Linked DNA regions of Mus musculus: region 2 is linked to region 1. A link is a loop called in an ENCODE intact Hi-C map of the cell type or tissue named here. Cell type or tissue: heart. All regions are shown on one strand. Each heading gives the region's core, and the rest is flanking DNA. Links, peaks and the distances in the headings are about the cores only. Region 1 overlaps Tor4a (torsin family 4, member A). Region 2 holds the start of Npdc1 (neural proliferation, differentiation and control 1).

Region 1 (5,364 bases), core at 1-5,000:
TGCCTCCTGGGTACTGCAGGGCAGGTGGTGGTATGGACAAACATAGAGAAGTGCAGAATTGTCCTGCCACCCTCTGTATCTCTCAAAATGGAGTCAAATTCTGCTTCATAAAATGAAATAACCCAAGGCAAGGCACAGACTAGAAGCCGCTGTTTTATAATTATGGGATGCCTTGGACCCCTTGAGGTTTGGGTGATCTTTCCGACTCTCAGGATGCTGTCTATTAGCTTTCCCTTAACGGTCCCTTTTGTACTTCTAAAATTAATGTGTTTCCAAAGACAAAGGAGATGATGCCCAAAGCTTTAAAACAGGCAGAAACCTGCCCTCCAGATTTACATGCAGGTCAAGAGGTCAAAAAACATGTTTTGAAGACAAAGAATTTTGCCTAGTGCCAGAATCTTTCACCCTTCACACCCACCACCACCTTGATACATTTCCATTTTGGAAAATGGAAGTTTTTTTTTTTTCCTCTGTGATGGAACTCTTACTCCACTTTCCCAAACTTCGACTTGAATAAAATGGTTTCCTCTCCCAGCTTCTGTCTCCACATCTATTTTGGTAGAGGCTATGGATGGTAGTTTGAGTGGGAGCAGCCTTCTCAGACTCATACATTTGGATACTTGGTCCCTTGTTGGTATAACTATTTGGGAAGGATTAGGAGGTGTGACCTCATCAAGGTGTGTCACCAGAGCTTCCTGCTTGTGAATCACAGCAGGGTTGGTGAAAATTCAGAGTCTGAAGCCAGTCTAGGCTATAAGGAGTTCAAGGCAAGCCTGGGCTATCTAGCAAAATCCTGTCTCAAAAACAAAACAAAAAGAGAAAACTTAAGAGTCCTGAGTTCTGGATCACCTAGGATCTCATAGCAAGTCTGTCAAAAGAATAAAGATAGCTGGGCGTGATGGCAAACGCCTTTAATCCCAGCACTCGGGAGGCAGAGACAGGCAGATTTCTGAGTTCGAGGCCAGCCTGTTCTACAAAGTGAGTTCCAGGACAGCCAGGGCTACACAGAGAAATCCTGTCTTGAAAAAAAAAGAAAAAGAAAAAGAAAAAAGAATAAAGACATAATAGTTATTTGCACACTTCCTGCTCAGTTCTGCTGGCTGAGCTATGAATTTTAGCTACCTGCTATACTTCCCTCCAAAATTCCTCAAATAACATAACCTATAAAATCCATTTGGCTAGCATGATAGTATACAAGTATAATTCTAGCATTTAAGAGGCTCAAAAGTTCAAGATGAGCCTGGGCTATGAATATAAAACCCTGTCTGAAAACATGAATTTGGAGGGGATGGTTCAAGGATTTTGAGACAGGGGGTTGTGTGTGTGTGTGTGTGTGTGTGTGTGTGTGTGTAGCCCTGGCTGCCTTGGAACTCACTCTGTAGACCAGGCTGGCCTTGAACTCAGAGACCTGACTCCCTCTGCCTCTGAGTGTTGGGACTAAAGGTGCACACCTGTCTCCAGAATCAGGAATTATTAAATAGATGGTTAGAAAGAGATGTTGGTGAATTTACCATTAACAGGTTTTTTTTTTTTTTTTTTTTAAGATTTATTTATTTATTTATTGTAAGTACACTGTAGCTGTCCTCAGACACTCCAGAAGAGGGAGTCAGATCTCGTTACGGATGGTTGTGAGCCACCATGTGGTTGCTGGGATTTGAACTCCTGACCTTCGGAAGAGCAGTCCGGTGCTCTTACCCACTGAGCCATCTCACCAGCCCAGCCATTAACAGGTTTTAATACCCCTTTCTCAATTCATAGACAGTCAGAAAAGAAAAGAAGGTGGGTGGGTAGATTTGAGCTGCGGTTTATTCATGGGCACAATGCAACCTGCTCAGTGCTGAGTGTACAGGCCTCTTTAGACCTGAAATTAGCCTCCATGAAATTATTTTAGAAGTGCACGATTTTATAAATAAATAAAGAGGAGATGCTGCTCGGGTTTGTACCCTCACTTAGTCGCTCTGTAGATGGTAAGTGAATGACTACAAGCAACACTTGGCTGCGTAGGGGACACTTCCAGGTAGGTTTTCAGGTGACAACCCTAGGGGCCTTCTTGGCATAATCCTGCAAGAACTGAACAGCATCCAAACTCAGCAGGTCATGCACCAGATCCTCAGACCACGCACGGCAAACGGGACCTCCACTGGAGCCTACTAGCAATCCTCTCTAGGGAAACCTAAGACTGGGTAGTTTTGCAGCAGTTCTCCCCCAAGCGTGGGCAGGGACATATCACCCCCATTGAGGGGCTCCTCCTCTCTAATCGCTTCTAGTGTCACCACTTCCTGTGTGCCCTCAAGCCACACTTTGGGAGGCACCGCTTTCTAACCCAGACTGATGAGCATTCACAGGCAAAGTCTGGGTGCAGCCACAAGATGGCAGCACAGACACGGCCAGAGTACTAAGAAGCCTCCTTTCTGCCTTGCAAATTCCAAGCAAATGGAGAGGTTGAACCTAGGACTGCCAAAGGCTACAGGGAACCTCACCCACGTGTAACTGTGGCAACCACACAGCACAGACTGACCCCACCCCACTGGGCCTCATGCTTGTTTCCTGCTTCCTACATCGAGTCAGCCTCAAAGCAGGGTTCACTTCCAAGGCTCCCAGTTTGCTATGGACTCAACCGCTGTCACTCCAGAGCCAGGGAAGGGAAGGGGCCAGTGAGTTCCTCAGCAGTAGGACAGACTGGAGTCCAGTGAGCCTTTCTTGGGAAACCTGAGCTTGGTGGTTTCCCAGGTCTCCCCAGGGTGGTGAAGACACATCATCTCCCTGGAGGTAGAGGTCTCTCCTCTCGGGTCTCTTCTGGTGAGCAGGACCCTGAACCTTGTAGCTGATTCCAACGCCATTCTACATGTCTGTCTCTGGGGCAAACAGGCAGCCAGTCTCACGAGGGTGGGTCTCCTCTTAGGTTCATGCCCCAGAGCATCTGAAGAATTCCATGATCTACTCACTGGCTTGCAGACATCTAACTTCCTTCTGAGGCAGGCCTAGAGACGTGCACAGACAGAGAAGCTGTCCCCACCTCGTGGCCTCTAAGCTAAGGAGGCATTCAAGGGGTGGTTGGGAGTTTGTGAGAGGCATGGAGGCTGCCACATGTTCCAGAGGACCAGAATCCTACCGCAGCCTCACACCCTCTGAGATAATCTACCATAACCCTGGCTACTTCCTAGGGTTATGGGAAGCCCTATCACATGTCTCTGGGATATGATGGACATAGTGGGAGCTGGGGGTATGGGGAAGACTCCATATGGGAAGGTAGCTACTTTCCTGGTGACCTTAGGGAATCTCAAGGCTCAGGGGTGAAGAGGACGGACGTGGAGCTCAGAGCTAAGCCACTGCATCAGCCTCCCTAGCTCCTGGGGTGAACCAGCTTGGGGACAAGTCACCTGACATCCTTCCTGTTTTCTTCAACAGTTCCGATTGCCTGGGCCCACTGGCTAGTGTCCAGCATGTGCAGGCTTGTGCTGTAAGAGGTTGACCTTAGCTACTACCTGCTTGCAGCCGGTGATGGCAAATTCATGTCCAGCAACATGGTAGTAGCTGAGCTGCTCTGCCAGATGTTCTGCCAGTGCCTGCTCAGGAAAAAAGCCCTCCCCTGCCATCTCCTCTCTGAAGCAGTTGACCACATCCGGCTTGTCCAGTAGCAGGAAGGGCACGATGGCTGCAGTGTGCCACAGAGGGTGTTCTCGGGCCAGGAGCTCTCGAAGACTGGTGAGTAACTCCTGGGCTGGAGATTCCTCAGTCTGAGTACTGCCTGCGCTATGGCGGAGTGGGGGCAACATCCGTGACGCATTTTGCAGCACAAAGTGTGTGATCTCTATACCACCAGCGCCACTTAGGAGTACATAGATAGCATTGTGGAAATGGTGCGAACGCTGTGGCTGCAGGAGGTCGTGGAGCTCATCTAGCAGCGCAGGTGGCAAGAGTTCAGCCTCATCCAGGACCAAGAGAGGGGTCTTCTCCTCGGCCTCAGCCTGTGCCACCACATCTGCCACTCGCTGTGCCAGCTCCTTCCGGCAGTCCTGAACCGGGCGTGGCTCTGGACAGTGATATCGTGCATGGTACTGCAGAACCAAAGCACCATCTTCCAGCACTGCGCGAAAGTGGCGCGCCAACAGACGCCCCACGTGACTCTTGCCTACACCACTGGGCCCGTGCAGTGCCAGGAGCAAGGGATGACTGTGCACATGTGTAGCCAGGTAGTCTCGCAGCAGGGCCATGATGCGGCCCACAGCAGCTGGCTGTCCAAACACAGAACGCTGCAGCGCCTTCTCCAGCCCGTCGAGGTCGTAACGTTGTGCATTATCGTCTAGATTCTCAATGGCGTTGAGAACCTGGAACCCCACAATGGCTACAAGAAGCAGCAGACAACGCTGTGCACGACTCTGCCGCTCTGTGCGGGGTCGGCACTTCCGTGAGGTTTCTGGGTAGAGAACTACCCGACTACGCCTGCGCCTCTTGCGGGGTGTCCTAGAAGTCAGCTCTGTCAGGCTGTCGAAGGTGAAGAATTTAGGTTGGTCTAGGTCGGCACGTAGAGTGCCCAAGCTGCCGGTGGGCCCAAGTGTCCCTGTCCCAGAGTCCGGCTCAGTGCCTGGCTGCAAGAGGCGCCTCTTGCGCAGGACGCAGACTCGGCGGCGCAGACGGAGCACGGCGCGCACTGGCGCTATCACACATGGTCCCTTGGCCTGGGGCTCTAGGCTAGGATGGCTGCGGTCCATGGTTCAGGACCTATGCTGGGCATGTAGTTCCCCTCCCTGCAATAGAAAAATGGGAAGACTTCGTGAGTCCCCGATCTTACCCTCTTGGGGTTCCTTAAGGTACTTTCCGGCCAAATACTGGCCCCGCCTCGCTAGTTCCACTAACCAGGAAGCCCGGCTCTCAGCAGGAGGGCCCCAACGCATGCAAATCTCTTGGGTCCTCTCCGAAAAGGCCTAGGCTGTGAGGAAGTGCGGGGGTGGGGCGAGGTGTATAATTTATCATACTGTTGACCTCCCTCTTAGAGGAATAAACAGAAGGCTCGTTGTCACTGATTAGGGTTATAGAATGGTCAAATTGGACCCTGCACAAACACACCCAGCACCTATCAGACTGTCAAAGGCTTTACAGGTCCCAAGTAGGCACCTTGTTCCAGAGGACTCAGTACCCCTAAGAGTTGAGACTCTCCCCATACTTAGGACAGTTGGTGGAATATGCAGACAAACTTTCATGGTTTTGAGAATGGATTCTAGCACTGTCCCTAGTCACAACCTAGGCCTTCCAACCCACTCCCACCCTTAGCTCCCATCCAAGCCCAAATCTGGGGTCCCTCACCATCCTCCCAGAGAACACAAGAGCAGAAAAATGAACAAGAGCCGAGGAAGGATTAAAGCC
Region 2 (5,364 bases), core at 101-5,100, 210 kb after region 1:
TCCATGATGATGTCTGCCTTTAGCCTCAAACAACATCTAGCTTCTTCAGCTAGGTGTGCCTCAGCTTGAGGACAGGCAGAGAGGAACTTGGTGGTATAAAGAGCTAGGAATGGGGGCCGAGAATTAGGAGAGCCAGGGAGTTATCTCAGAACCTTGAATACCTGGCCAAAAGGTTTGCTGTTTGTCCATCAGGTAATGGTTGCCATGGTTGCTCACAAACACAAAAATGATGTTGCCCAAGTTGGACTTACGAACAGTTCATCAGGCTGCCTCCCTGTGGTGGGGTGGAAGGCAGTGGCTAGAGTGGGGAACTCTATCTGTACTCTCACTAACTCCCCAGATCCATCGCTTCCACCCCTGCTGGCCAAAGGGCTACTCCACCCAAGTGCTGCTCCGGGAAGTCTACCAGTCTCCATGCACTATGGGTCAGCGTCCCCAGACCTTCAACAGCAGTGCCACTGTCAGCCTGTCAGGGACCAGCAACGCTGCCCTCTGTCGTGACCTCGTCTCTGGGCTCTTCAATATCTCCTCCTGTCCCTTTTCCCAATGCTCCTTCAATGGGGTTTTCCAGCCTCCCGTGGCTGGGAACTTCATAGTGAGTCCGGGTGGATGGATGTGGGGACGGGAGACCCTAAGCATGTGGTGACAGGGTGACTGCACACTCTTCTCCCACAGGCCTTTTCTGCTTTCTACTATACTGTAGACTTCCTGAAGACAGTGATGGGGCTGCCTGTGGGAACCCTGAAGCAGCTGGAGGATGCCACAGAGACCACCTGCAACCAGACCTGGGCTGAGGTGAGGCCTGTCCCCATATTCTCCACATCTGGGTAAGACACTTTCCCCTTCAATTTATCTCGCCATAGAGAGACTCAGTCATTTCAGATTGCTGACTACCTTAAGAAGTAGTCAGCTTAAGTGGGGAGCTTGGGGCTGAGTAAGCTAAATCTTCAGTGGTCTCCTCAGAGTTTGATCCTACAATCAAGGTATGGAACACGTAGAACAGGAATTGCAAAGTCTCTGTGACAACAGGACCTCAAAGCAGAAAGGGACAGAAAGGCAGGTGTCTAGGACAAAGCATGGGAACGAGTGTCCCACTAGTGGGAGAGGAAGACACAGGAGAGACTCAGCAGGGCTTGGGGTATTCCTGGAGAAATTGAAAATCGGGCCTGGACACGGACTGAACAGTAGTCCCAGAAAGAATAGAGAGGCCCTGATAGCTGGAGTGTGAGGTGGCCACCATGTCTCCTAGAGAAATAAGTCCCTCTAATCTAAGTCACCCAGGAAGGTCTCAAAAAAGTGGGGCCAGTTGGTCAGAGAGCAACACTTAAACCTGGACGCCTGTTCCTTTAATTATGATGCAAGAATGCTCCTATCCTCTATTTTCTGGTGGCCACCCTTGCTGTCCTCCTCATCCAGCTGTTGGGAGGGGAGAACACAGGCCTTCCAGCAGTCACGAGGTTTATCCCAGAGGAGTGTCTGCCTGGGAAGGGCGTTTTGAACTAGGTCTTTCTGTGTATTTCCTGCCTTTCTTGGCCTGAGCTGTAGTGGGAGGGGGATGCTGTACCCTGGGGGCCATAGCTTCTCGTGGTGTTGAAACTAACGGTGTCTCATTCTGTTCTTAGCTTCAGGCCCGAGTACCCGGACAGCAGACCCGCCTGCCTGACTACTGCGCTGTAGCCATGTTCATACATCAGCTATTGAGCCGCGGTTATCGCTTCGACGAGCGCTCTTTCCGTGGAGTGGTCTTCGAAAAGAAGGTGGGTAAATGGCGGGGTCAGGAGGATTCCTCGTGCGGTCTCTTTGAGGCTGATGCCACGCCCTCTCTTAGGCGGCAGACACGGCTGTCGGCTGGGCGCTGGGCTACATGCTGAATTTGACCAACCTGATTCCCGCTGACCTCCCGGGACTACGTAAGGGCACCCACTTCAGCTCCTGGGTTGCTCTCCTGCTGCTCTTCACAGTCCTGATCTTGGCGGCTTTGGTCCTGCTCTTGCGCCAGGTGCGCTCTGCCAAGTCCCCAGGCGCCCTCTAGGGGTGCGCTGGGAGCTTCTCCCAACTCCCGGCTATCTCTCTTCCCGAGGGCATCTCTGACCCTGAAGCAGCCTGGACGGTCCTTATCTACACTCACAGAAAGTCTACATGGGCAGCCCTGAGTGTTCTCAATTAATCCTCCGCTCTCTTCCTGGGATGTCAGGTCTCTTAGCCTGCGACTCAGGGTGAGGTCCATTCCGAGTGGAGCCTCTGTTCTGATTGATCTTCAGGGCCCTGGGTACTTTCTGTCTGGGCCTTTAGAAAGGCAAGCACCAGAGACTACAGGCTAGGAGTCAGCTCCATGCCTACTTGTAAAAAAATTTGTAATAAAAGATTTTTTCCTAGAGCAGTGAAGTGTCCATAGGGTGGGGCATCATTTGTTGCTCGTTTCTCCTGCCAGCTGTGTTGGCTATTCGGATAAAACCTGGTTCCAAGTCAGTACTTTTCTTGCTTCCTCCCTTTCTGTACCAGATCCGAGGTAATGGAGGCACTCCTACCTACACTGGTCTGGGGTTGTCCCTGAGTCTGAGTTTTCTCTGACTCAGAGAACCCTTGATGACATCCGTAGGAATTGAGGCTGCACTCCAAGTCCTCCCCCCCCCCAACTTATACTTGAAGTATCAGTAGACCTAAAGATCAGAGGCACTTGCATCCCACAGCCTAAGTTTCTGTAGGTGGAAAAGCGTGGCCCCGCTGGGCGTGGTGGCACACACCTTTAATCCCAGCACTCGGGAGGCAGAGGCAGGCAGATTTCTGAGTTCGAGGCCAGCCTGGTCTACAAAGTGAGTTCCAGGACAGCCAGTGCTATACAGAGGAACCCTGTCTCGGGAAAAAAAAAAAGCGTGGACTTCTCCCTTGCTTCTTTTATGGAAAATTAGCTCAGACTATTTCTGTTCAGTCAATGCCTCTTGAGGGCTGGGTTGGGATGGTAGCCGCTAGTGAGCGCATGCGCGCACGCACGCGCGCGCACAGAGAGAGAGAGAGAGAGAGAGAGAGAGAGAGAGAGAGAGAGAGAGAGAATCATTTGATAAATGTATAAACCTGCACTGACAGCCTCCTCTTTAAGTTTGTGAGCCTGAAGGACGGGAAGAAGTGGAGGGCTGAGGAACTCAACCTTGTTCTTTTCTCTGTGTGTGGTGTTTGTGTTTTTTGCATGTGACAAGGGTCTCTGTGTAACCTTGGCTGTTGTCCTGGAACTTACTTTGTAGACCTGGCTGGCCTTGAACTTACAGAGATCTGCTTGCTTCTGCCTCCGAGTGCACCACCATCGTCCAGGCCTGTTTTTCATTCTTAAGATAGGGTCTCATTATATATTCATGACTGTCCTGGAACTCGATATGTAGACTAGGCTGGTCTCAGCATCTTGAGAGATGGGATTAAAGGCAGGAACCACCACACTGATCTTCAACATTGCCTTCATGACTCAACCAGGGGGAGGTCTCTGGCGGGGGTGGAGTGTGCTCAAAGGGGACTGCACATGAATGGTGATCACCAGGCACCATGCATGTTCCATGTTGTGTGACTCAAGGGAGCTGAAAGCCATTACCTGGGATCATGACCACCTTGGACAGCTCCCAGACAACTGTCAACTACGTCAAGTTACTCTCGCCCCCTGGTGGTACCATTCGGGAGCGAGTCTGGCTTGATCTTGTGAGCCTCTTGTATGCTTTTCTTCCTGGTTTTAGAAAGCCCGGGCACGTCTCTGAGTACACCTGTATATCTCTATACACCTCTTTATCCTTTGTGGGATACATTTTGCAAACCTGCAACAGTCAGCCTAGTCTACATAGCCAGGATTTGTCCCTGGTGTTCCCCTAGTCTAAGGTCCTCCATTCTAACAGGGTGAGTGGTGAGGGTTTGGCAGTCGGACCACTAAGAAGAAGGCGTGCATCCTGGGACGCCCACCGTTAGTCAATTCCAAGTCAGATTCTTGGGTAATGAATGAGGAGGCATTCTGCTGTAGAGGCTAGAGGGCCCGAAGCACTCAGACGCCTGACAAAAGGGGACCCCCCAACAGGATGCAGAGGGAGGGGGCTCAGACTAGAGGAGATGTCCCGCCCCCGCAGGTGGAGCGCGCAGGCGCACTCCCGACACTTTTCTCTGGCCGCCGCGCCTCCATCCCATCCCGGATCCATTGCCGCAACGTCAGCGCCACCGCCTCCTCTTTTCCTCTTCCTCCTCCGCCCCTCTCGCTTCCCGGCTTCTCCAGTCGCAGTTCCCGGAGTGGGTACCGAGCCCGGGGCCGTGGGGTGCCATGCTGCCCGGGTAGCGGCGCTGAAGCATGGCGACGCCCGTCCCTCCGCCTTCCCCGCGGCACCTGCGGCTGCTACGGCTGCTGCTCTCCGGCCTCATCCTGGGAGCGGCCCTGAATGGTGCCACCGCCCGCCGCCCGGGTGAGCGAGCGCTCTGGGCGCAGGCTGTTGGGTGCTCCGGGGCTGGGATTGCGGGGCGGAGAATCCTGCCCCCGGCGCCGCCCTGGTTTTCCCTGCCACCGCCCCGGCCTTACCCAGGCCCACAGGCCAGGCAGGCCCGGTCCGCTGGGCATGGATTGGGTAAACAGGTCAGGCCCGTTGAAGGCCATGCTAGATGAATCTTCTCTCAGGTCCTTGGAGGCGAATGTAGATTTCACGCGCTTTGGGTCTTTGTCTCTGGGTCCCTGAATCAGTCTGGTGTGTGTCTTTGGGTCTGCAGCCATCTGGTTTCTGGTGGCCCATAAGTGGGATCCTGTGTCTTTGTTTGTGTGTCTCTGGGGCTTCCCGTTGGCAGGGTTGTTCTTGGGGTCTGTGGGCCTTGCATGTCAGCCCTGTCGTTCGTTCGTGTGTGTGTGTGTGTGTGTGTGTGTGTGTGTGTGTGTGTGTGTGTGTGTAGAGGGGTTCCCATGGAAGGTCTTAAGGGTTCCAGGTCTAGGGTCTTGTTCCAACTTAGTGGGGTCAAGCTGCCCCATCCCCTGCCCTGAAGGACATGCACCACTGTCCTCTGGTCTGAGGTCTGTGTAGTGACTGTTTAGAAGAGTGTGACTCCCTGACTGGGAGAACATTTTCTCTTTTTTTTCGAGATGGTTTCTCTGTATAGCCTGGCTGTCCTGATCTCACTCTGTAGACCAGGCTGGCCTCAATGCCTGCCTCTGCCTCCCAAGTGCTGGGATTAAAGGCATTCACCACTACTGCCTGGCTCTGGGAGAACATTCTTGACAGATGGGTCCTGAAGCCACAGGATCCAAATTGTATCTCCCCGAGGGGAGTGAAGTGGGAGAGGTTGCCCATATGTTCACTGAGTTCTTCTGGAACTATGTGTGGGAGCTGCTTTGAGCCCAGCTTACAGATGAGGAAGCTG

What was found. Hi-C counts contacts between places; a loop is a spot of excess contacts. Peaks named below come from ENCODE experiments on the same cell type or tissue, not always from the same donor. Only the 100,000 strongest peaks of a DNase experiment are listed, where the experiment ranks them.
Region 2: it touches region 1 in a loop (6-fold over the local background); 1 of 42 quality-filtered maps calls a loop at or near these places.

What each region holds. Positions count from the first base shown.
Region 1 is chr2:25,191,178-25,196,541 of GRCm38, forward strand. It overlaps Tor4a (torsin family 4, member A), which reads right to left. Exons shown (of 2, transcript NM_146115.4): 2 at 1,543-4,748. The coding sequence starts at 4,712. The coding sequence ends at 3,432. Among named protein-coding and RNA genes, the nearest start is that of Tor4a, 3.0 kb to the right of the region's middle. In heart, for the core only: a CTCF peak has its summit at 2,365 (motif pointing right); DNase peaks (open chromatin) are centred at 2,404, 3,404, 3,624, 4,814 and 1 weaker place; H3K4me3 peaks cover 1,324 bases; H3K27ac peaks cover 2,004 bases; H3K27me3 peaks cover 1,754 bases.
Region 2 is chr2:25,398,942-25,404,305 of GRCm38, forward strand. Entpd2 (ectonucleoside triphosphate diphosphohydrolase 2) reads left to right here. Exons shown (of 9, transcript NM_009849.2): 6 at 341-595; 7 at 676-795; 8 at 1,623-1,757; 9 at 1,829-2,382. The coding sequence ends at 2,032. It overlaps Npdc1 (neural proliferation, differentiation and control 1), which reads left to right and starts at 4,109. Exons shown (of 9, transcript NM_008721.4): 1 at 4,109-4,424. The coding sequence starts at 4,313. In heart, for the core only: CTCF peaks have their summits at 2,031 and 3,656 (motif pointing left); DNase peaks (open chromatin) are centred at 1,460, 2,010, 3,550 and 4,190; H3K4me3 peaks cover 1,990 bases; H3K27ac peaks cover 284 bases; H3K27me3 peaks cover 4,887 bases.